Regions from separate parts of the Homo sapiens genome. Here regions 2, 3, 4 and 5 are each linked to region 1. Evidence: chromatin loops called from intact Hi-C (ENCODE). Cell type or tissue: mammary epithelial cell. All regions are shown on one strand.

The links. Peaks named below come from ENCODE experiments on the same cell type or tissue, not always from the same donor. Only the 100,000 strongest peaks of a DNase experiment are listed, where the experiment ranks them.
Region 2: it touches region 1 in a loop (4-fold over the local background); 33 of 110 quality-filtered maps call a loop at or near these places.
Region 3: a loop joins it to region 1, with 5 times the contacts of the local background. A loop is called at or near these places in 20 of 110 quality-filtered maps.
Region 4: a loop joins it to region 1, with 9 times the contacts of the local background. A loop is called at or near these places in 35 of 110 quality-filtered maps.
Region 5: a loop joins it to region 1, with 5 times the contacts of the local background. A loop is called at or near these places in 23 of 110 quality-filtered maps.

Annotation. Positions count from the first base shown.
Region 1 is chr16:69,103,387-69,108,386 of GRCh38, forward strand. HAS3 (hyaluronan synthase 3) reads left to right here and starts at 2,267. Exons shown (of 4, transcript NM_001199280.2): 1 at 2,267-2,401. RefSeq lists an enhancer at 1,932-2,480 and a silencer at 2,614-2,893. In mammary epithelial cell, CTCF peaks have their summits at 2,199 and 3,654; DNase peaks (open chromatin) are centred at 2,205 and 2,825; H3K4me3 peaks cover 3,098 bases; H3K27ac peaks cover 227 bases.
Region 2 is chr16:68,913,534-68,918,533 of GRCh38, forward strand. All of the region lies in intron 11 of TANGO6 (transport and golgi organization 6 homolog), which reads left to right. Among named protein-coding and RNA genes, the nearest start is that of TANGO6, 73 kb to the left of the region's middle. In mammary epithelial cell, a CTCF peak has its summit at 2,099; a DNase peak (open chromatin) is centred at 2,188; H3K27ac peaks cover 462 bases.
Region 3 is chr16:68,993,234-68,998,233 of GRCh38, forward strand. All of the region lies in intron 15 of TANGO6 (transport and golgi organization 6 homolog), which reads left to right. Among named protein-coding and RNA genes, the nearest start is that of HAS3, 110 kb to the right of the region's middle. In mammary epithelial cell, a CTCF peak has its summit at 2,139 (motif pointing right); DNase peaks (open chromatin) are centred at 848 and 2,188; H3K27ac peaks cover 4,191 bases.
Region 4 is chr16:68,900,501-68,905,500 of GRCh38, forward strand. TANGO6 (transport and golgi organization 6 homolog) reads left to right here. Exons shown (of 18, transcript NM_024562.2): 8 at 1-46; 9 at 1,828-2,004. Among named protein-coding and RNA genes, the nearest start is that of TANGO6, 59 kb to the left of the region's middle. In mammary epithelial cell, a CTCF peak has its summit at 2,074 (motif pointing right); a DNase peak (open chromatin) is centred at 2,081.
Region 5 is chr16:68,844,730-68,849,729 of GRCh38, forward strand. The region is part of intron 1 of TANGO6 (transport and golgi organization 6 homolog); the gene reads left to right. Among named protein-coding and RNA genes, the nearest start is that of TANGO6, 3.7 kb to the left of the region's middle. In mammary epithelial cell, a CTCF peak has its summit at 2,735 (motif pointing right); no DNase peak of the experiment used is centred here.

The DNA of each region.
Region 1 (5,000 bases):
GACATTTTTCTTTCTTTCTTTCTTTTGAGATGGAGTTGCCCTCTTGTTGCCTAGGCTGGAATGCAGTGGCACGATCTCGGCTCACTGCAACCTCTGCTTCCTGGGTTCAAGTGATTCTCCTGCCTCAGCCTCCTGGGTAGCTGGGATTACAGGCGCCTGCCACCACACCTGGATAATTTTTTGTATTTTTAGTAGAGACAGGGTTTCACCATGTTGGCCAGGCTGGTCTCAAACTCCCGACCTCAGGTGATCCACCCGCCTCAGCCTCCCAAAGTGCTGGGATTACAGGTGTGAGCCACCACACCCGGCCAGGCAGTTTTCTTTTATTCAAACACTGATCCTTGAACTTGCTGTCACTGAGTGCTCTAGAGGGATGGCCATGTAGAACCCGTGGCATGGGCAAAGGATGCTGCTGTCTGGTTTACTAACACTTGCTGAGCGCTTACCCTCAGCCAATCTCTTCAAACTTCCTATCAGTCCGCCTAGCAATCCCATCTGTGGGATGAAGACACTGGGGCTTACTGGCAGACTCTAGAGCCCTCCCCTCCACCAACCTAAGGCTTCTTCTCCATCTTTGTGTAAGTAGGAATGGCTCTGGTAGGGCCCCTCAGGCCATCTGAAGTTCAAAACACATTGGCAGCTGGGCTGGATAGCATGCCTATAGGACTAGCTCCTAGGGAGGCTGAGGCGGAAGGGCTGCTGGAGTCCAGGAATTTGTTTTTGAGACAGCGTCTTGTTCTGTTACCCAGGCTGGAGTGTAGTGGTTCGATCATAGCTCACTGTTGCCTTGACCTCCTGGGCTCAAGCAATTCTCCTGCCTCAGCCTCCCTAGTAGCTGGGACTACAGGCACACTCCACCATGCCTGGCTAATGTTTTTTTTTTTTTTCTTTTCTTTTCTTTTTCTTTTTTTTTTTATTTTTATTTTTTGAGATGGAGTCTCACTCTGTCGCCCAGGCTGGAGTACAGTGGCATAATCTTGGCCCACTGCAACCTCTGTCTCCTGGGTTTAAGCGATTCTTCTGCCTCAACCTTCCCAGTGGCTGGGACTACAGGCACGTGCCACCATGCCTGGCTAATTTTTGTATTTTTTAGTAGAGATAGGGTTTCACCATATTAGCCAGGCTGGTCTCTAACTTCTGACCTCGTGATCCGCCCACCTCGGCCTCCCAGAGTGTTGGGATTACAGGCGTGAGCCTGCACCCGGCCCTGGCTAATTTTTTAATTTTAATTTTTGTAGAGACGGGGGAAGTCTCGCTTTGTTGCCCAGGCTGGTCTTGAACTCCTGGCCTCAAGCGATCCTCCATCTTCAGCCTCCCAAAGTGCTGGGACTACAGGTGTGAGCCACTGTGCCTGGCCAATAATGTAAGATGGGATTGTGTGGAGTAGGTGTGCCTGGGGTCTTTGCTTGCCTGCGGGGACTGAGGTGTGAGGTCTGTGGCCCAGACTGAGCAATGGTGGGCAGGCAAGTCCCTGAGCCCCTAAAACTTGCGAGAGGAGAAGTTTATAGACTGCAGCTCAGGTGCCTATAAATTTGTTGCAGCTTGGGAAGAAGTGATAGAAATTATATCAGGTGTATTTGGAAAACAGGTAAACTCTGTTTTTTGGTTTTTTTTTTTTTTTTTTTTTTTTTTTTTTTTGGAGACGGAGTCTCGCTCTGCTGCCCAAGCTGGAGTGCAGTGGTGCGATTTCAGCTCACTGCAACCTCCACCTGCGGGGTTCAAGCGATTCTCCTGCCTCAGCCTCCCGAGTAGCTGGGATTACGGGCATGGTGCCCGTAACGCCGAAAGTGCTGAGATTACAGGCTTGAGCCACGGCGCCCGGCCACTCATTTTTTAAAAACTAGTTATTAATTATAATTTCTCTTCAAGTTTTCCTGAGATGTAAAAACTCATCGCCTTCAGCTGGTTCTAAACTTCTTGTCTCTGCTAACAACTCTCCCCCCTCCTCGATCTCACCCCACCCCAGTGCACCCCAACTCACTTCATCTCACTTTACTCGAGTCTAGCACTATCTTTTAGGGACCTGAAAACTACTGTCGATAAGGTCAGTTGGGAATTTAGGAGGTCATGGATGTCGGAAATAAAGGTGTGAAAAAGAAGAGGAGGAATTGTTTTGGCTTTAAGACACCGGAACCTCCAAGGTTCCTACAAAACCGTTTGCAGCTTTTGCAAACCGCCTTAAAGTCATCAGCGCCCCACTGCGGAATTCAAAGCTAAGCTGTCACAATTGTTAACACCTTCTTTGACCAGCCTTTTTACATTTGACAATTCTCTTCAGCGCCTCTTTCCTGCCAGCAGGAAGGTTTTGCTGCCTTGGCTTTCGGGAGCCCCCTAGACAGCGAACTGCCCCTTCGCGTGCAGAAGTCGGGGAAGAGTGCTCTCAGCTCGCCTTCCTTGCAGGGTGAGTAGGTTTTGCGGGTTAGAGAGCGGGGCGTGGGGGCGGGGAGGGAGAGTAACAATTTTGGAAGTCCCTGCGTGGTATCTGGAAAGTTAACGACGCTTCAGGTTCTAGGTTGAGCCCAATGACCGTCTTGCCTTGGCAGCTGGTCCCAGGGCGATTGCAGAGCCGCGTGGCCTTCGGCCCCACTCGGGGGACCCAGCTTCGGAGAGGGCGCAGGGGCTGCGAGTCTTGCGAGCCGGAGCCGCGTCCACCCGGGACTAGGCGTCCCCGCCGAGCGCTGGCTTGTGGCGCTCCCTGGGACCGCGCGGGGTCGGGGGTGCGCCCGCGGGGGCCCTCCCACTCTGGTCAACTTTCCCGGCCCCAGGGCCGGGGGAGGCGCCTCTCCTGGCGGGCACGCGCCGGGTACTTAAGGGCGGCTCGGCTGGGCAGGCGGCAGTCGGAGCGCGCGGCGGCGCGGAGCGGAGCGGGAGGAGGGGCATGGAGCCGCCGCGGGCCTGCTGAGCTCCGGAGCGCGGCAGCCGGCGGCACGGTGAGCGCGGGCCGGCCGGCACCCAGGAGGGGAGGGCCGCGCGGGGCTGCGCCGAGGCCGGGGCGCGCCGGGTGGCAGGGGTGCCTCTCGCCGAGCCCCCCGCACCCGGCCAGCTCCCAGCCCTGCGGGCGCCGCGTCCGGCGCGGGGAGGCGGGTTGGGGGCGGCGGCAGCCCCGGGCTTCCCGGCGGCCGTTCCTGCAGCCCCCTCCCCACTGACCCCTCCTCCCTTTCTTCCTGCATCCTCTCCTCTTCCAGCCTCGCCTCCCTCCTCCCCGGCGGCTCCTGTTTTGTGAATGAATTAGGAGGCGGACGCCGGTGCGGGGCTCCAGGCTGGCTGGGGTACCCCTCCCCCGCACCTTCTACGACCTCCCGGGGGTTTGCACCTGTCCGGGCACCAAGGTACCAGGCGCCCACGTTCCTGCGGGTTAGCCGGGCCGCGGCAGCACGTGTCCGGGGGAGTGGGCTCCCCTCCCCTGGCCGGCCTGGAGGGGCCCGGAGGGCGGCCGGGCACAAGAGGAGGAGCCCCGTTGGGCGCACAAGTTTCCATGCCGCTGCGTGTGGCCCTGCCGCGGGGCGCACCTGTCAGCGGGAGAGACGCTGCACACCAGCAGCCCCTCAAAGTTTCGGAGGCTTGATGGAGAAGCGTGCGTCCTTGACTGGGGGTTCTCCTTCCGTAGTCCTGGGAGCCGGACTTGAGAGCGCCCCCAACCTTGTGCCCTTGAAAGCCGAGTGCGCGTTAGTTTGCCTGGGCTGGGCTCCCGTGGATGAGCGAAGGGCATGAGGAGGCGGCGGTCCAGGCTGTAGGATCACCCCACAGCCTCTGCCGGCTTGGGGTGACACAGCCCCCCGCCCCAGGTCTGGGCAGGAGAACCTCGACCACAGCCTGCACCAGCGCCTGATTGCACGTGGGGTATCTGGCTGAGGGACATTTTGGGGGCCTCTATTTGGGGGTGGGGGTAGTAACCTGGGTAATGCCTCTAATTCCTGCGGGGGAGGGGTCCCGCCCAGGGAAGGAGAGGGCCGGCTACACCGGGGATGCGCCTTTGTCTACAGGCACACTTTGCCAAGGTAGCTGGGGTACCAGGAAGAGCAGGGCCTGGTCCGACTGGGATCCCTTGGGTTTTCCGTTCCTTCCCGGTTGGGTCGTGGGAAAGCGGCACGTGGGTGTGGCCGGCGCCGCCTTTGCCAAGAGGCGAGGCTCGAGCGGGGATGAGAAGCGTGGCGAGTGCGTTCGCGGCTGCTTTGACCTGGTGGGCGCCGCCTCCGGCACTGCACCGAGGCGGGGCGCCAGCGCCCAGGTTGCTGGGCTGGCCTTGGCGCCCCCTTCCCCTACCCAGAGCGCAGGCAGGCAGGGGGGTCCCGCCGCGCCCCTTCAGCATGTAAGCTCCGGAGGGGAATGGGGGCGCTCCTAGGCTGCGGATGCAGGCCTGGGGACTCCTGGGCCGCAGGCGCGAGCAGTAGGGTGGCAACAGGGAGGGCTGGGAGTCCTGTGAAGGAAGCACACGGCGGGCTCCCCGGGACGGTGGGGCAGAGCGCCCGGAGGCCGCGCTTCCCGGAGAGGCTAGGCTGCCAGCAGCTCTTTTCGGGCCAACGCTGCTGGAAGGCTGCTAGTGCCGGAGTCTCAGGTCGATTTAGGCAGTGACTGCGTGTTCTTCGTCCCTTCTACGTGAGAGGCGTCCCGACAGGAAAGTGTGTTTGTTTTGGGGGCTCCGTTTCCTGAGACCTAAGAGTTGGAGCAAGCTTGGAAGCGAGGCATCATTGTCTGTAGACCTCAGTGAACATGGGGTTCTCTAGATCAGGCAGGTGGCAGAGAGGAGATAGTGTGGGTCAGAATGGGAAGGCCGGCAGCCATCCTTGCCACCTTTTCTTTCCCCTCCCTCACATCCCCCTCCCCACCTGCTCTGGAGGAAACCACAGTCACCCTCACCACTAGGGTAGCTCTTCGGGGCCGGAAGTGTTTCCATTTTTAGGGAAATGACTTACCTGAGACATGAGGCAGGAATCCATTAGAACTCCCATTGTGCTATGGGGAGACCAAGTCTCAGAGAACTGGGGCAAGGTCAGGCAGCC
Region 2 (5,000 bases), 190 kb before region 1:
GAGTAGCTAGGATTATAGGCACCTGACACCATGCCTGGCTAATTTTTGTATTTTTAGTAGAGATGGGGTTTCACCATGTTGGCCAGGCTGGTCTCAAACTCCTGACCTCAGGTGATCCACCCACCTTGGCCTCCCAAAGTGCTGGGATTAGAGACGTAAGCCACTGTGCCCAGCCTAAATTTTTTTTTTGAAAAGAAAAATAAGAAAAAAAGGAGCAGGCTCCTTTTTACTGCAGAACCCTGGATGGACAGGAAGCACCAGATAAGCTCTAAAAATGGAGTTGAATTTAGAGCTTAAAACAGTTTGAAAGGCTGTATAGGATTCAGTAAATCCCTTCATTCGTTTCTTCCCTTTGTACAACCACCTCCACTTCCCAGCGAAAGACTGGAGGTTTACTCTTAAGAGATGTTGAGCCCAAGGGACTCTGAACTGGGTGGGAGAGGAGAACTGAAAAATAGGAGGTATAAATTGAAGTCTGCATCCTCAACAATGAGGCCTCCACCCCTTCCACTCAGGTGTCAGAGTCTTGGCAGCAGGTTTAGACGCCCCCATAGGACTACTGTGAGGATTAAATGTGTTAATACCTGTAACATGTTCAGAATTGTGCTTGGTAAATAGTGAATGTTTAATATTATTATTATTTTTGAGACAGAGTTTTGCTCTTGTTGCCCAGGCTGCAGTGCAATGGCGTGATCTCGGCTTACCGCAACCTCTGCCTCCCTGGTTCAAGCGATTTTCCTGCCTCAGCCTCCAGAGTAGCTGGGATTACAGGTGCCTGCAACCATGCCCGGCTAATTTTTGTATTTTTAGTAGAGATGGTGTTTCTCCATGCTGGTCAGGCTGGTCTCAAACTCCCGACCTCAGGTGATCTGCCTGCCTTGGCCTCCCAAAGTGCTGGGATTACAGGCATGACCCACCGCGCCTGGACTTAATGTTATTAACAAACTAAACAGTTTATTATTAAACCAAACTAAAAGTGGTTGCTTCTGTAGAGCCTGAATCAGATGGGAAGAAATGATGTCGGGCACTGCTATTTTTCACTATAAGCTTTCAGGAATATTTGGCTTTTAAAATTATGTACATTTATAAGAAGTTTTAAGTAAAAAGTAAAGGTCTGTCCCCACTGTCCACAACATATATAAATTTTAGAACAGGCTTCAGTCACACACCTATTCTTGTGGCTGGAAGCCCCACCAAAATCACAGGAAATGTATAGTAGGGGGAGGAGCTGCTGTCCAAATGGGTAGGGGGTTTTGGGGTTAACACAAAGAATGTTTGGCAGAAAGGCTACTTCATAGATGGCAATGATTGTTGGCTATCTCTTTACAGTTAACAGTTCCCTGGGTTTTTTTTTTTTTAAACATACATACAAACATAGAAAGTGTCTATTTTAGTAATAGGATCATACTACTTGTTTTGATATCTACACACACACACACACACACACACACACACACACACACACACATATAGATAGTGGAGGATGGGCGCAGTGGCTTATGCTTGTTATCCCAGCACTTTGGGAGGCTACTCGGGAGGCTGAGGCAGGAGTATTGCTTGAACCCGGGAGGTGGAGGTCACAGTGAGCCAAGATCACACCACTGCACTCCAGCCTGGGCGACAGAGCTAAACTCTGTCTCAAAAAAAAAAAAAAAAAAAGTGGAGAGGAATTTAGAAAAAGTTGGAAGGCTAAATAGTCCTAGTTGAGTAATTTAGGAATGCTTTATATATTTTTTGTTACTGTTGTTAGAGACAGGGTCTCACTCTTTGTTGCCCAGGCTGGAGTGCAATGGCTAAATCACAGCTCACTGCAAACTTGAACTCCTTGGCTCATGCAATCCTCCCACCTCAGCTTCCTGGGTAGCCAGGACTACAGATGTGTGCCACTGTGCCTGGCTAATTTTTTAATTTTTTCTAGAGACAGGGTCTCACTTTGTTGCCAGGCTAGTCTTGAACTCCTGGCCTAAAGTGATCTCCTGCCTTGGCCTCCCAAAGTATTAGGTTACAGGCGTTAGCCACTGTGCCCAGCTAAGGAGTGCTTTAGAAGACTCCCTGGAGGCAACATAGTTGGCCCAAGATAGTAGAAACAGTTTCTACCTAGTTTCTCTAGAAAGCGCTAGTGTCCTTATCTTCTAGTATGAATAAAATCTTAGGGATGGAGGAGGTGGTGAAAACTGCCTTAAACAGCATTGTTCATTTCAGTAAGTGGAACTTTTAATAACCTTTCTAGTTTCCTGCGTTGCTTCAGAAGACAAGTGTTAACAAGCCATTCTCCTGACTTTAAGCTTGCAATAAAGATTCTAGCACAGCATGTGATTTGTCCAGAGAATTAAACATGCAAGCTTGCATGTTATTTGGAGGCTTATTATGACCTTCTCAGCCTTTCCATTTCTAAAATGATTTCTCTCTTTTGAGTCATTAATCCTAAGTATGCATGTGTGTGTGCATGCATGTGTATTTGTGTGCTGTCATTTATTCAAAGGTGTTTTTACTTAAGTTGATTAATCCAAATGCATTGAAAATGATGCTGACCAAATTAATTCTATTTAAAGCTTAGTTGTTAGCCAAATGCTATATAAAATCTTGTCTAGGAACAGTCTTAATCCTTTCAAATATTTAATACTTAAAAAAAGACTCTAGATCAGGGGTCTCCAACCCCCAGGCCACGGACTGGTACTGTTCTGTGGCCTGTTAGGAACCAGGCCGCATAACTGGAGGTGAGCAGCGCCCAAGTGAGCTTTACCACCTGAGCGCCGCCTCCTGTCAGATCAGCAGCAGCATTAGATTCTCATAGGAGCACAAACCCTGTTGTGAACCGTGCATGCGAGGGATCTAGGTTGCGCAGTCCTTATGAGAATCTAACTAACACCTGATGATCTGAGGTGGAACAGTTTCATCCTGAAACCATTCCCCGCCCCTCTCCCCCTCCCGCCCCTGCCAACCCCAGTGTGTGGAAAAATTGTCTTCCATGAAACCGGTCCCTGGTGCCAAAAGGGTTGGGGATCACTACTGTCAATCATTTGCACAGATGGCTCGAAGACACTGGCTTCTAGATGAAACTGAACACTACCCCTCCATTCTTTACTTACTAGAATTAGACTGTCAAAATGTCGGGAGTGAGTCAGGGCAGGAATCCCTGAGGAGGAAACCTCCTTTTGAGAAGCAGATCCAGGACCCTCTGACATAGTCAGAAAGTAACAGGTCATTTTTTATAAAGAGTTTTTTTTTAGAGCAGTTTTAGATTCACAACAAAATTGAACAGAAGAGACAGAGATTTCCCTTACACTCCCTGCACTCACACAACATAGCCTCCTCCATTGTCACCATCTCCCACCAGAGTGATGCATTTTTTGCAGCTGATCAGTCTACATTGACACATCACCACCCAACGTCCATAGTTTACACTAGGGCTCACTCTTGGTGTTGTACAGCCTATGGATTTGGACAAATTTGCAATGCCCTGTATCTACCATGATGGTATCATACAGAATAGTTTCACCACCCTAAAAATCCTCTATGCTCCACCTGTTCTGTTCTCCCTCTCTCCTCACCCCGGCAACCCTTGATCTTTTTACTGTCTCCATAGTTTTGCCTTTTCCAAAATGTAATATGGGTGAAATCATACAGCATGTGGCCTTTTCAGCTTGGCTTCTTTCCCTTAGTAATATGCATTCGAGTTTCCTCCATGTCTTTTCATAGCTTGATTGCCCATTTTTTGGTGCTGTTTTTCCATTGTTTGGATGTATCACAGTTTATTGATGCATTCACCTACTGAAGGACATCTTGGTTACTTCCAAGTTTTAACAATTATGACTAGAGCTGCTATAAACAACCATGTGCAGGTTTTTGTGTGGACATAAGTTTTCAACTCATTTGGATAAATATCAAGGCAAGCAATGGCTAGACTGTATGGTGAAAGTATGTTTAGTTTTGTAAGAAACTGCCAAACTGTCTGCCTAAGTGGCTGTACCATTTTGCATTCCCAGCAGCAATGAATGAATGAGAGAGCTCCTGTTGATCTCCATCCTCACCAGCATTCCTGGTGAAATCAGTTCTCTGGATTTTGGCCATTCTATTAGGTGTGTAACAGTATATCACCAGTGCTTTCATTTCCAGTTCTCCAGTGACATAGGATGTGGAGCATCTTTTCATATGCTTTTTTGCCGTCTGTATATTTTCTTTGGTGAGATGTCGGTTCAGGACTTTTGCTCATTTTTAATTGGGCTCTTTTCTTTTCAAGATAGGATCTCTCTCTGTCACACAGGCTGGAGTGCAGTGACACCATCATGGCTTACTGCAGCCTTGACCTCCTGGGCTCAAGCAGTCCTCCCACCTCAGTCTCCTGAGTAGCTGGGACTATAGGCACTTGCCACTATGCCTGGCTAATTTTTTTTTTTTTTTTTTGAGATAGGATCTCACTCCGTTGCCCAGGCTGGAGTGTAGTGGTGCTATCTCAGCTCACTGCAACCTCCACTTCCTGGTTCAAGCGATTCTTCCACCTCAGCCTCCCGAGTAGCTGAGACCACAGGTGTGCCACCATGCCCAGATAATTTTTTGGTAGAGACAGGGTTCACCATGTTGGCCAGGCTGGTCTCGACTCCTAACCTCAAGTGATCTACCCACCTCAGCCTCCCAAAGTGCTGGGATTACAGGCGTGAGCCACCGTGCTCAACCCAGGTTTTCTTATTATTGAGCTTTAAGAGTTCTCTGTAAATTTTGGAAAACAGTCTCTTGTCAGACTGTTGTGGATGAATATTTTCTCCCAGTCTGTGGCTTCTCTTTGTATTCTCTTGACAGTGTCTTTCGCAGAGCAGGAATTTTTAACTTCAGTGAAGTCCAGCTTATCATTACTTTCTTTCACGGATTGTGCCTTTGGTGTTGTATCTGAAAAGTCATCACCATACCCAAGATCATCTAGATTTTTCATGTTATCTTCGAGGAGTTTATAATTTTGTATTTTGCATTGCAGTCCGTGATCCATTTTAAGTTAATTTACAAGT
Region 3 (5,000 bases), 110 kb before region 1:
ACAACATAATTATGCTTAGATGTTTCAGCATTTTATTCTGCTGTTATTTTTATTTTCAGTGTCTTCATACTTTTGTCTTCTCATCTCACTATTCTAATTCAGAATAAATTAAAGCATTCATTTGGATTCTAATTCAATATATGTATGAGAAAGAACACAGAATAATGAAGCACCTGATTTTCTCTCTGCAAGTTTTGAAATAGATTTTTGCATTCATTTTGACTTACGGACTTGCAAGAGAGTAAACCAACAGTGTAACTGAAATACAGTGTTCCTTGTAGGAAGACAATGTTACTTAATTTTCCTCTCCATGGCTTGATATAGTAGGAATTGATTCATAGCACTTGAGGGATGGATGATCTGTTAATAATTTAAACATGAAGTTATAGTCTCAATCCACAGGCTTCCTGATTTGTGTTTGTCAATATTACGAGGCTAACCAACTCTTGGTCATGCTTTAATGAGTTTGAACTTTTATATATCTAATTAAATTAATTAAATCACTGGAATAGTTTTAATACTTTCATGATTACAGAATTGTAAAGACAGTCTCCGTCATTTAAAATATCTAGGATTTTTTTCTTCTTTCAGTTTTTAAAATAAGTTACCACAAACCTAGAATTTTTCCTTCCTGATTATTACATTTCTGGACTTTGTTTTAATTTCACCCTTCAAGGAAGTTTCTGGAGGCACTTACTGTCTGGAGCACACTTTTCAGGAGAACCAATCTGTTTGTCTTGTTGGTAACACACTAGGGTAGAGTCAGTTATTGTAGATTTTCCTCATAGGGTAACTTTGTGTAAACTGAAAGCTTATGCACTGATTAAGCCAATCTTGGAGTTCAATGAGCTGTTGAGATGGAATGAGTAATCTAGTTAATACGTAACTATAGAAGTCCTGGCATCTCCTGTTTCAAATTGTCTATGTTTCTGTGTTATTTTAGTTCATTGAGTTGCCAAAAATCCAGTAATACAAAGCATTTCCTGTACATTGTTTTACTCTGAAAGATATTTATTTATGGATTTTATTTGCACATCACTCTGTTTTCTGAAGAAACAGAAAGAAAACATCCTTTTGCAAGTCTAAGTGTAAAGTAGGGCCTCTGTGCCTTTTTTCAGTGCCCCTCACTTACCTCTTTTTTTCTTCCCCTCTCCCATTTAAAACTTCCCTCTACAGGTCCTTACCCAGGTTTGACCATCTCTAGAAAGTAATCAAATTTCAGACATTGCCCTACCTTCAAATCTTTCTCTTATTCTTTCCCAGCCTATAAGAAGCAGGTAGCAGATATACTAATATTTGCTAAGAGGTGATGGCAGCCTCCTATTGTGTGGCCATTCCTGGGATTTTTTTTTTTTTTTAAAGACTGGTTCTTGCTCTGTTACCCAGGCTGGAGTGCAGTGGCACTATCATGGCTCACTGCAGTCTCTACCTCCTGGGCTCAAACAATCCTCCCACTTGAGCCTCCCAAGTAGCTGGGACCATAGGCGCACACCACCACGTCCAGCTAATTTAAAAAAAAAAATTTTTTTTTTGTAGAGATGGGGTTTCACCATGTTGCCCACGCTGATCTCAAACTCCTGGGCTCAAGCAATTCTCCCGCCTCAGCCTCCCAAAATGTTGGGATTACAGGAATAAGCCACGGCACCCAGCTTATTTTGTATTTTCAATAAGGAGACTATTTAATGCAAAGGAATAAAGTTTGAATGATTAAATATAATCTGAGGCAATACAATTTGCTAATAGAAGAAGAATTTGAAGATAAGAAGATCTCTCTGTCTCTTTAAAACATTCTTGGTAGGTTACTTACACCAACAATAGTTCCACTATCAAGTTTCTTTTTGTTTAATAAGTTGTCCCACAGGGATCTTCTCATGGTCCCAATCTAAGCCTGTCAAAGTCTATTTACTTATAATTTGCATCTAAATCATTCCTACTTGTGTGGTCTGTGTGTGACTGGAAAGGGAAAGCTTAAGAGCCCCTGAAATCTTTTCTAACCCACTCCTAGTTCAGGGTCACCTCTTGGTTATATTACCTTACAGAGGAAATGAATGAAGAAAGCAGCAGATCAACAATTAGCCTTAGGGAGAAAAATGGGTCCTGACATGTAGACACCAGTAGGGGGAAATCTATCCAGGGACTACCCAGCATTTTTGCCCAGTGACTATTGTGACCTGTGTGCCTGGCAAGCCTCATCAAGACCAGAAGATGGCTTTGGCTCCAACACTCTGCAGTGCTCTAATATGTGCATCCATATAGGGCTTTAACAGCTTTCACAAGGCCATTATCAGTCATCCTTTATGGTTAGGAAATCGGAAGTGTTCCGTTCTTTCCACTTTTGAAAGTGGGAAAGAAGAGGGGAATTTTTTCTCCTCTCCAGACTAGAATGAATAGGATTCCAGCCCTTAACCAAGACTACTCAGTGCCAATTCTGGTGTTTGCCCATGCTGGAACTTATTTCCATTGTACCCTGTTATTTATGCACCATTTTAAGACTAAGTCACTGGCTTCTCTTCTACCCATGCCTTACGAAGTTAAACAAAGAAAGATGAAAATTGCAAGGACCTTGAAATGTCAGAGATGTGGGGCAATCAGTTGGCTGCATTTTAGTCCTTTGTTTTAGGACTTAAAAGGGATGAGCCCCTTCTAAATTTTACTTTCTTATTTGTGATACAGGGTTAATAATATTTTGTTCTACCTATCTCAGATTCTTGTGAGGTTCAAACAAGATAATAGACATATAAGTATTTTGCAGATAAAGAGGCTTACAAATGCACACAGCATTGTTTTATCCCACAGCATTTTATGTCTGGGCTGCACTGTAGCTGCGTACATTATATTGACTAAGATCCCTCTTCTGTTCATAAAGGGCTATGTGAGGAGGGAAACTGAAGTCAGAACAGAGATGATTTCCCCAGAGCTGCAGGGGAAATTCAAGGCTGAAAAGTAACTGTTGTTAATAGATCAAAATTTACCTACGAATTTTTTAATGATGAATTTCATCAAAAATTAATTGCATTTAAATTATTTAATTCTCTAAATGGCTTTTGGAGAGGAAATCCTGCCTGTCAGGATCTGCCATGTCAATCTAATTTCCTTTGGACCTTGACAGAAATTGTAAACTGTGTCGACTCTGGCTCACATGTGGCAATAAATTGTATTCATGAAATGTTACAAGAAACCAGTGATTCTTCTATTGTATTTCTTAACAGTAGTGAGGTAGAGTTCTAGGCCCTGAAATGCAGGGAAAAAAGAGTAGATGTTAGCGAGCACAAAAAAGGGGCACATGAACAGAGTCAGATCTATATTTTGTCTCCTGTTTCCTCATTGACTGGATCAACAAGATGTTTCTGCTGAGGGCATGTGGCTCTCCAGGGTGTCATCCCTAGAGATCCATATACTTTAGTACCCAAGTAAATGGCATCCAAGACAGGAGGAAAAGTAGTTTTTCTGGATCCCTTTTTTCAGTAACTGATTTAAGGAGGTCAAATATGTATTGCATCCTTTGACCATTTTATGCTTTTACCTTTTTTCTCCCCAAAATATTTAATATCAAACCGAAAGTACACAGAGTACAGTCCTGGAGAAAGGAAGAGCATACTTCAACTAGTTAGATTACAGGGAGGATTTAAACACTCTAATTGAGATCCTGGAGCCTGGAAAGAAGATTAAAATTCAAAGATACACAGAAAAAGACTCCAGTTCTTCATCTCTACTTCAACCTGGTCCATAGAGGAAATGAAATAAAGAACAAAAGAGATTTGGATTGGGCGAAACAAAAAGGTTGGAGCACAAAGGTTTTTAACTTCTGGCATAAGATCTTAACATCTGTGGGTTAATGTTTGTCAAATGTGATTTGATGCAGCTATACATGGAAACTGTGGAATATTGGACCAAATGGCCCACTGTGTTTAAGTGTCACAGGGTGAATCCCAAAATTGGGGTTCAGCCTAGGCGGCCATGAGGGTTCTTGGCTTCACTGAGGAAGGAATTCAAGAGTGAGCCAACAGAGTAAAGTGAGATCAAATTTATTAAGAAAAGTAAAGGAATAAAAGGATGGCTACTCCATAGGCAGAGCAGCAGCACAGACTACTTGACTGACTATACTTACGGTTATTTCTTGATTGTATTCTGAACAGGGATGGATTATTCATGAGTTTTCCAGTAAAGGATTGGGGAGTTCTGGAACTAAGGATTCCTCTCCTTTTTAGACCACATAGGGTAATGTCTGGACATTGCTATGGCATTTATAGACTGTCATGGTACTGGTGGGAGTTTCTTTTAGCATGCTAATGCATTATAATCAGTGTATAATGAGCAGTGAGGATGACCAGAGGTCACTTTCATTACCATTTTCTTTTTGGTGGGTTTTAGCCGGCTTCTTTACCACATCTCATTTTATCAGTGGGGTCTTTGTGACCTGTATCTTGTGAAACCAGTCCCACTGACCTCTTATCTCATCCTGTGACTAAGAATGCCTAACCTCCTGGGAATGCAGCCCAGCAGGTCTCATCCTCATCTAGCACCTATTCAAGATGGAGTCACTCTGGTTAGAACACCTCTGACATATTTCCTCCCTCCCTTTTACAAGGGCACCCTTAATCCTAAGGGTTGTAAAGGGATGAAGATCCATCTTCTGTAACTTCTTCAGGCTGAACAGGGGCAATGATATTCTTACCTAATTATTAGGGTCTCTTGTATTCAAGGTAGAGAGGAGCTCAATGAGAAAGTGTTGGTATGGTGAGGGCCATTCATAACTGAGTCTCAACAGAAGGTATAATCTGGAAGATTCCTAAGTGTTCAATTTAAGAAAATGTTGAGTAGGCTTATCCTGCATTCCTACACAAAGAGTACAATGACAATATATTCCACAGTAGTAAAGCAAAATAAGTGAAATTATCTCAAGTAAACTAAATAAGAAGGCTTTTCATGAACTGGGCAGTTGTAACCAAGCTAATATGAGGTCATGCCCAGAATTAGAATACTCATTCAGATTTTCACAT
Region 4 (5,000 bases), 200 kb before region 1:
TTTTTCTTCTCTACTGTTTTACTAAGCAGAGTGTGTCTCACATAAGGTAAACAATCAAGGGACCCTTATTTGTTTATAAATTGTGACGTCTTTTTTGCATGTTGTTTTTGTTCTTATTTTGAATTTATATTTGCCACTTTGAAATTATCATTTCCTTTCAAAGTCAGGAAAACACTGGGATCTTCCTATTTTGCTCATCTAGAAGAGAACAAGAATTTTGCAGATCACAGGGCATTGGATACAGTTTTTAGAATGACTTTCCTCAGCCTCTGTCCTAAATCTCAAAGACAAAATCTCTGTTTACATGTGTAAACATGCCACTTTTCGATCAGTGAGAAATACTGCAATTACATGTCTAGGAAGAAGGAAATAGGGGATGGATCATAATGACCTTGTGGGGAGTTAGAAAACACATTTGGGAAATCTAGATCTGAATGTGGCACTTTGTAATTTAGCCTAGGATTTGGTGTTGGTGATGCAGTGTGTTGTTTAGATAGAAGGGATTTCTTAGTCATCCAGAAAATACTCCTTTGTCGTAGAATTTAAGTAGGATTCATTTTGTATCAGCTCTATTTTCACAGTAATTTATGTTGTTTCTTCCTCCAGGTAAGAGTTATCTTATCTCAAGTCCTATAGAATTACGATTTTTGGTGTTTGGAGATCCTCACATGTAATCCAATATGCAATAATAGTACCTTCTTCACAGAGTTATTGTGAAGACTAAATATGCATTAATGTGTTTAGTACAGTCCCCGGCAAATAGTAAGCTCAATAAATGGTAGCTATCATTATCACCATTGCTAAGTGGTGAAGGAAAACACCATCTTTTGTACTATTCAAAGCTTACATAGTTCCCCTGGCTCTTCAGCTTGAGTCAGCACATCCTTGTATCCCACAGCTGCAATGGCAACGACAAGAGAGAATGCATTGGAAGAGGGAGGCTGTACATCTGTGAACTTGGTTTCAAGGGACAGTCCACAAAATAACTCTTGTTTTTGTTTTTTTTGAGACGGAGTCTCGCTCTGTTGCCCAGACTGGGGTGCAGTGGTGCGATCTCGGCTCACTGCAACCTCTGCCTCCTGAGTTCAGGCGATTCTCCTGCCTCAGCCTCCTGGGTAGCTGGGCTTATAGGCACCTTCCACCATGCCCGGCTAATTTTTGTAGTTTTAGTAGAGACAGTGTTTCACCATGTGGCCAGCCTGGTCTCGAACTCCTGACCTCAGGTGATCCACCCACCTCAGCCTCACAAAATGCTGGGATTACAGGCGTGAGCCACCGCACCTGGCCTCTTGTTTTTGTTTTAAAACTCAAGTCCTCACAGCACTGTCATGTTCTCATCAGAGACTGACAAGGAACATGTGAACGATGATTTAGTTCCTCTTCTAGTTGATTGGCACAGATGAAAGGGGTTGAGGAATCAGCAATATTTTGTTGGTATGCTGTTTCTTGGTCTCCAGCTGTTGGTCTTGCTGAGAGTAGATGATTTTTATCCGTGTATACTTTCTTTGACAGTGCCTGATGCAAAGGCAGTAGTACACTTGGAATTACCAAAAAAAAAAAAAAAAAAAATCACGTGGGGCTCATGTGGCAAATCAGGGTTGCTGCCAGAGCCAAGGATTAGTCAGTCACTCATTGAATTTCAGGATATTTGCATTCTGAAATTCACAAGAAGCATACTTTCCATTCCTGCATTTCAGTAGTACTAGGAGATTGTGCCAGCATTTAAAATGCAGTGGAACCTGACAGCCTTTCTTTCTTTTTTTATGTTAGCTTGTTAGATGCATGGAGTAAGATGACAAGCTCATTCATAACTGCTTTTTCTGCCAGGTCACTTTGCCAAGAAATCTTATTATGGATTCTGGGGAAGCTGGAAAGGAAGAAGGCAATTGCCAGCCTGAAAGGATTTGCAGGGTTGGACAAAGCTGTGCCCTCTCTCCATTCTCTGTGTCAGTTTAGAGTTGCCACTCAAGGTGGCATTATGATTACCATCAAAGAGGCCATTAGGTGAGTCCACCCATCCGTTACTGTTCTCTTCAGATTTAGTTCCGCCCAAAAGGCCATTCAGTGATTCAACCACTAAGGGGCGCTGATAGAAAAGAAACCAGAAACTCAAGTGGCTCAGGTGCCTGCTATTTATATTCTCTAAATGAAACGTGAGCCTTAAATAATCCTCCAGGTTTTTTCCTAAGATGCCTGCTAATAGTTGGTGCAATTTACTGGAGCCTCACAGCTCTGCATCACAACAAGCCCACTTACTCCACCATCTTTGCCAGTTAATCAGAGTAAAGGGCAGACACATGTTCACCCTTAACACCATAATAATCCAATTATCTTTCTGACTCTCAAAATGGTATATGTGTGTGTTTATAGTCAGACTTATTCCTGAGGGAAATTGTCTAATAGCTATCTTTTATGGTAATTTTATGATGGAAATTTGTTTCTCATAGGGATTGATTAGAAAGTGCTTAATAAATATTAGTGGAATGGATCATTTATTTCTCCAGCATCTCACAATTGCATATTTTAAATTATTTCCACTTTCTGGATGATCTAATGTTATTACCTCAGAACGTAAATTCCTGTTGGTCATAGTCCATGTAACATTCATGGGTGACTGCTATCCTGTTTGGATTTCACATCACATTCAAAGTGCTGCTGTTTGTTGAAGTGTTGAAATATAATTATATATTCATGGTTAACTTGGTAAAGTTGTAAAACACCCCTTCAGTTTGATGGACTTGAGGAAAATAGAAAAACACATAGATTGCAAACAGAATTATCAGTACAAACGCAAGCTGCTATTCTGCCCAGCAACAGTTATCAAGAAGATGTTTTTGGCCAGGCACGGTGGCTCACACCTGTAATCCCAGCACTTTAGGAGGCTGAGGCGGGTGGATCACCTGAGGTTAGGAGTTTGAGACCAGCCTGGCCAACATGGTGAAACCCCATCTCTATTAAAAATACAAAAATTAGCCAGGCATGGTAGTGCATGCCTGTAGGCCTAGCTACTTGTGAGGCTGAGGCAAAAGAATTGCTTGAATCAGGAGGTGGAAGTTACAGTGAGCTGGGATCGTACCACTGCACTCCAGCCTGGGCAACAGGGCGAGACCATCTCAAAAAAAAAAAAAAAAAAAAGAAGGACCAGGCGTGGTGGCTCACACCTGTAATCCCAGCACTTTGGGAGGCCGAGGTGGGTAGATCACTTGAGGTCAGGAGTTCAAGACCAGCCTGGCCAACATGGTGAAACCCCATCTCTACTAAAAATATAAAAATTAGCCGGTTGTGGTGGCTGGCGCCTGTAGTCACAGCTACTCAGGAGGCTGAGGCAGGACTGTCACTCGAACCCAGGAGATGAAGGTTGCAGTAAGCCAAGATTGCGCCACTGCACTTCAGCCTAGGTGACAGAGTGAGACTCTGTCTCAAAAAAAAAAAAAGAAGTTTATTTAAAGAAACTCTATAAGAGCAGCTTGGATTTTATATCTTTAGATCCAGAGTTTTTACTTTTCTGGAATTAAATATAATTGTTTGGAATTTACTCTTTATTGTTGAATTTTAAAGCGTGACTAAAGTAGTGCTTCTTAAGATAATTGTCATGTGTTTTTGTTTTGTTTTGTTTTGTTTTTTGGTGCTGAGTGTTGCTCTGTCGCTCAGACTGGAGTGCAATGGCATGATCTTGGCTCACTGCAACCTCTGCCTCCTGGGTTCAAGCAATTCTCTTGTCTCAGCCTGCCAAGTAGCTGGGACTACAGGTGCGCGCCACCATGCCAGGCTAACGTCGTGTTGTTTTAGGAGTATTTGAATACAGTACTTCATTTTCACAATTAAAATGGCTCACAGAAGCTTAGAAGGGACGTTTATCCATTTTGGCTTTTCCTTTAACATAGAATGTTGTGGAGAAAACATGACTGATCTGAAGGACTCTGGAAGATTCTGGGATAATACAGGAAATATCCTAAGCTAAATATGTAGGTTATTCATTCTATTAGAGGAATATGAAGTCCATGTTCTTAGTGAACTGGCACATTGAGACATACTGCCTGATGAGATGGGCTGCCAAATTAGTAATTGTACTTTTCAATGAGATGAAGAAACATCTATCTTTTTTTTCTCAACTTAGTCTGAAAAAATTTTATGTCATTGGTCACTGAAATAACACATATTCTTTGTACAATACAAAAAACACATAAAGAGGAAAACAAAAGTCAACTAGTATCTTATTTTCTGTTCACATTATTTTAGTGTTTTGCTTTTTAGTGCATCTTCAATGCCTTTGTATTTGTTTATATGATAATATGGTATAATAATATAGTATCTTGAGCTGGGTATGGTGGTTCATACTGGTAATCCCAGCACTTTGGAAGGCCAAGGTGTGAGGATTGCTTGAGGCCAGGAGTTCAAGACCAGCCTGGGCAACATAGCGAGACTCCATTTCTTAAAAAAGGCCAGGCGCAGTGGCTCATGCCTGTAATCCCAGCATTTTGGGAGGCCGAGACGGGCGGATCACCTGAGGTCAAGAGTTTGAGACCAGCCTGACCAACATGGAGAAACCCCGTCTCTACTAAAAATACAAAATTAGCCGGGCGTGGTGGCATGGTGGCGCATGCCTGTATTCCCAGCTACTTGGGAGGCTGAGGCAGGAGAATTGCTTGAACCTGGGAGGCAGAGGTTGCGGTGGGCCGAGATTGTGCCATTGCACTCCAGTCTGGGCAACAAGAGTGGAACTGTGTCTCAAAAAAAAATAAAATAAAATTGGGGCTGGGCGCAGTGGCTCACGCCTGTAATCACAGCACTTTGGAAGAGGCTGAGGTGGGTGGATCACGAGGTCAGGAGTTTGAGACCAGCCTGGCCAACATGGTGAAACCCTGTCTCTACTAAAAATACAAAAATTAGCCAGGCGTGGTGGCGGGCACCTGTAATCCCAGCTACTCAGGAGGCTGAGGCAGGAGAATCACTTGAACCCAGGAGGTGGAGGTTGCAGTGAGCCGAGATTGCGCCATTGC
Region 5 (5,000 bases), 260 kb before region 1:
CCTCATTACGATCCCCTGGGATCGGTACTACTTGTATTCAATTTTTACGGATGAAGGACCAAGGTTCAGGTACATTGGAAATTGCCCAATGTCAGACTAGTAAGTGGCAGAATTTGAATTTAGGTTATTTCCACTAAAAGTATGGTAAATATGCTACATTGTCTCAATTAAGAGTCAGACTGCAAAATAGAATTTTAAGTTGCTAATCGAGAGGTCACTTGTCTTCTAACGGCAACTCTTTTTTTTTTTTTTTTTTGAGATGAGGTCTCACTCTGTTGCCCAGGCTGGAGTGCAGTGGCACAATCTCGGCTCACTGCAACCTCTGCCTCCCAGGTTCAAGCGATTCTCCTGCTTCAGCCTCCCGAGTAGCTGGGATTACAGGTGCACACCACCATGCCCAGCTAATTTTTGTCTTTTTAGTAGAGACGGAGTTTTGCCATGTTGGCCAGGCTGGTCTCGAACTCCTGACCTCAAGTGATCTGCCTGCCTTGGCCTCCCAAAGTGCTGGGATTACAGGCCTGAGCCACTACACCTGGCCTGCAACTCTCTATTGTATGACTGAGAACACGTTTAAATAAGCAAAAATCCTGAAAGTAATCATCTGTTATGAAACATGTATATTATGCTTCATTTATAGAAGACTCTCTAATCTCTATGAGTATGTGGTGGAGTACACATATATGTACTCATTTAATTTACAGAAATTCAAGCATTCCTATTTGAAGAGGAATTAGTTCGTGAAATTATATTATTTTGTACATGTAGTCTTATATATTATATGAATCTGTCTACTATTTTATCATATTAGCTGCTTAGGGAATTTAAAAATATCTGTAGTGGCTGGGCGAGGTGGGCCATACCTGTAATCCCAGCACTTTGGGAGGCTGAGGCAGGATCCCAGGAGTTTGAGACCAGACTGGGCAACATAGTGATACTCTGTGTCTACAAAAAACTAAAAAATTGGCCAGGCATGGTACTACACACCTGTGGTCCCAGCTACTGGGGAGGCTGAGATGGGAGGATTGCTTGAGCCTGAGAGGTCCAAGTCTAGGCTGTGGTGAACCATGATTACACTAGTGTGCTCCGGCCTTGGGTGACAGAGTAAGACCCTATTTTGTTTTTTGTTTTTTGTTTTTTTTTTGAGACAGAGTTTCACTCCATCACCCAGGCTGGAGTGCAGTGGCATGATCTTGACACACCGGAACCCCCACCTCCCGGGTTCGAGCAATTCTCATGCCTCAGCCTCCCTTGTAGCTGGGACTATAGGCACCCACCACCATGCCTGGCTAATTTTTGTACTTTTATTATTTTTTGAGATGGAATTTCGCTCTTGTTGCCCAGGCTGGAGTGCAGTGGCGCAATCTCAGCTCACTGCAACCTCCACCTCCCAGGTTCAAGTGATTCTTCTACCTCAGCCTCCCGAGTAGCTGGGATTACAGGCATGCGCCACATGCCCGGCTAATTTTTTGTACTTTTAATAGAGACGGCGTTTCACCATGTTGGCCAGGCGAGTCTCGAACTCCTGACCTCAGGTGATCTGCCTGCCTTGACCTCCCAGAGTACTAGGATTAGGATTACAGGCGCGAGCCACCATGCCCAACCTCAAGAAGTCAGCTGGATTTTCATATCTGCTTCTCCAGTCTGTCATGATAGGTTGTTTTGACTGAAGTACATGAAGAAAACCTAGACTCACATAGATATGTAACTGGAAAAGGGAGGAGAGTTCAATCACCTTTTCAAATAATTATGTACATTCTTTTATACGATTCTTTCTTTTTTTTTTTTAGACGGAGTCTTGCTCTGTCGCCCAAGCTGGAGTGCAGTGGTGCGATCTCGGCTCACTGCAACCTCCGCCTCCCAGGTTCAAGCAATTCTCCTGCCCCAGCCTCCCGAGTAATTGGGACAACAGGCACATGCCACTGTGCCTGGCTAATTTTCTTTTTTTTTTTTTTTTTTTAGTAGAGACAGGTTTTCACCATATTGGCCAGGCTGGTCTGGAACTCATGACTTCGTAATCCTCCCGCCTCGGCCTCCCGAAGTGCTGGGATTACAGATGTGAGCCACCACGTCCGGTCTTTTATACAATTCTAAAGCTCAACAAGATAATCTCTGCATGTATTGTGTGGGGAAAAAAGTATCGAGAAACTCAACAAGAGGTAATACCTTTTTTTTTTTTTTGTGGCGGAGTTTCGCTCTTGTTGCCCAGGATGGAATGCAGTGGCGTGATCTCGGCTCATTGCCACCTCCGCCTCCCGGATTCAAGCGATTCTCCTGCCTCAGCCTTCGGAGTAGCTGGGATTACAGACATGCGCCACCACGCCCTGCTAATTTTGTATTTTTAGTAGAGATGGGGTTTCTCTACGTTGGTCAGGCTGGTCTCGAACTCCTGACTTCAAGTGATCTGCCCACCTCAGCCTCCCAAAGTGCTGGGATTACAGGCGTGAGCCACCGCGCCCGGCCAAAGAGGTAATATATTAAAGATTTGTTGCAATATGAAATCAGAACTCATATCAATAAGCCTCATAGTACATTCTTGAGAATCTAAAAGGCACATCATGACCTAGTATTATTATGAAATGGTTTTGACCTTGCAGACCCCCTGAGAGGGTCTTGGGAACCCCCGGCAAGCCAGGTCCCCATAGCATACTAGGAACTGCTACTTTATGGAAATGCCTCCAATTTATTTCCAAGTAGATGTTATTTTCATCACCAGTAGAGGGCAGAGAAGACTACTTCATTAAAGGGGCTCTGGAAAAACTTCAGTAAGAGCTTTTGTTTTAAATCACTTTCTTTGTGTTCCATGTTTGGGTTCGAAGATCTTATGCCACAGGAAGTCATTTAGAGGTTGGTTAGTGATCTTAACGGTTAGTGGCAACAAGAGGGAAATAACACTCATTTCCGTTTGAGGTATACATTAGCCAAAGGAACCAGATATTCATGCCAGTGGGTCAGAACACTTGTCCTGGAAAGTCCTAGAAGAATATTGCAGGCTGAGCGCGGTAGCTCACACCTGTAATCCTAGCACTTTGGGAGGCCATGGCGGGTGGATCTCCCGAGGTCAGGAGTTCGAGACCAGCCTGGCCAACATGGCGAAACCCCGTCTCTACTAAAAATACAAAAATTAGCTGGGCGTGGTGGCATGCGCCGGTAGTCCCAGCTACTCGGGAGGCTGAGGCAGGAGAATCGCTTGAACCCAGGAGGCAGAGGTTGCAGTAAGCTGAGATCGTACCACTGCACTCCAGCCTGGGTGACAGAGTGAGACTCCATCACAAAAAAAAAAAAAAAAAAAACTATTGCAAATTTCTTACACTTCTGTTCTCATTATTTTTGAAGGATGTTATTGTTTCTCTCTCTCTCTCTGTTTCTCTCTCTCTCTTTTAAATAGAGACAGGGTCTCCCTGTGTTGCCCAGCCGGGAGTACAGTGACTATTCACAGAAGTGATCATAGTACACTGCAGCCTCAAACTTCTGGGCTCGGGTGATGCTTCTACCTCAGCCTCCCAGCTAGCTGGGACTACAGGGATGTCACTGTGACAGCTTTCCTTTTATTCTTTTTTAAAAATAGAAGTAATGTTTTTACTTCTATAAAAAATATTATAGCAAAGATTTTTTAAATATAGAGAAACCAAAAAGAAGAAAATTAAAATTACCTTAATTTCACTACCCAGAGGGTACCACTATTAGCAATTCAGAGCGTATTATTTTTCCTTTTTACAAAAATGATCTCATATGCCACATACTGTTTTATAACCCTAAAATAACTTCTAGTGCAGAGACAATACATATTTATTGTAAAAAAACAATTGAAACTATAATTAGGTAAAAAGAAAAATCCTACCTCTAACCCTATCACCCAGAGATCACCACTATTAAAACCTCAAGGTATTAAAACTTTGAGACCCTTTTCTGTGCATATAAACACGAATATATTTTAATATAGTTAGAATCATTCTGTTCCTTTATTGACCAATTTTCAGAATAATAAATTAGTGTCTTAGCAACCTCCAAAGGTAACCAATGAAGTGATCTTTTTTGTTGTATTATGAATCATAGATTTTATGTATTTGATGTTTCAATTATTGTATTCCTTGTTCTTAATCAAATTTCCCATTTTTGGCCTCTGGGAACCATTTCCGACTGGCTCTTGGGGTTTTTGACATGACCATGATAGTCTTTGATCGACTCCTTGCTCTCAAGCAGAAGATATCCCAGGCTCATCTGAGGTATTTCCTGCCCCATTTTTGAAAACAACTCTCTCTAAGGAGAAGTGGTATTTAGCAACCGCAATGCGGACACAGGATATTCATTGCTATTGAAATTATGGGCCGAGTGCAGTGGCTAACGCCTATAATCCCAGCACTTTGGGAGGCCGAGGTGGGTGGATCACTTGAGATCAGGAGTTCGAGACCAGCTTGACCAACATGGCGAAACCCTGTCTCTACTAAAAATACAAAAATTAGCCGAGTGCTATGGTGGGCTCCTGTAATCCTAGCTACTTGGAGGCTGAGGCAGGAGAACTGCTTGAGCCCCTGAGGCGGAGGTGGCAGTGAGCCGAGACTGTGCAACTACACTCCAGCCTGGGCGACAAAGTGAGACCCTGTCCCAAAAAAAAAGAAATTATCATTGGCTGGATGTGGTGGCTCATACCTGTAATCGCAGCATTTTGGGAGGCTGAAGTGGGCAGATTGCTTGAGCCCAGGAGTTCAAGACTACCCTGGGCTACATAGTAAAACACTGTCTCTACAAAAAATACAGAAATTAAAAAAAACAAAATACAGAAATTAGCTGGGCATGATGGCACATGCCTGTGGTCCCCGATGCTTTGGAGGCTAAGATAGGAGGGTCAGCTGAGCCCCGGAGTTTGAGGGTGCAATGGACTATGATTATACCACTGCACTCCAGCCTGGGTGACAGAGTGAGACCCTGTCTCAAAAAAAAAAATGAAAAGGAAAAAGAAATTGTCATTGCTTTCAGACTTTTTGAAGGATTAGAGCCAGGAA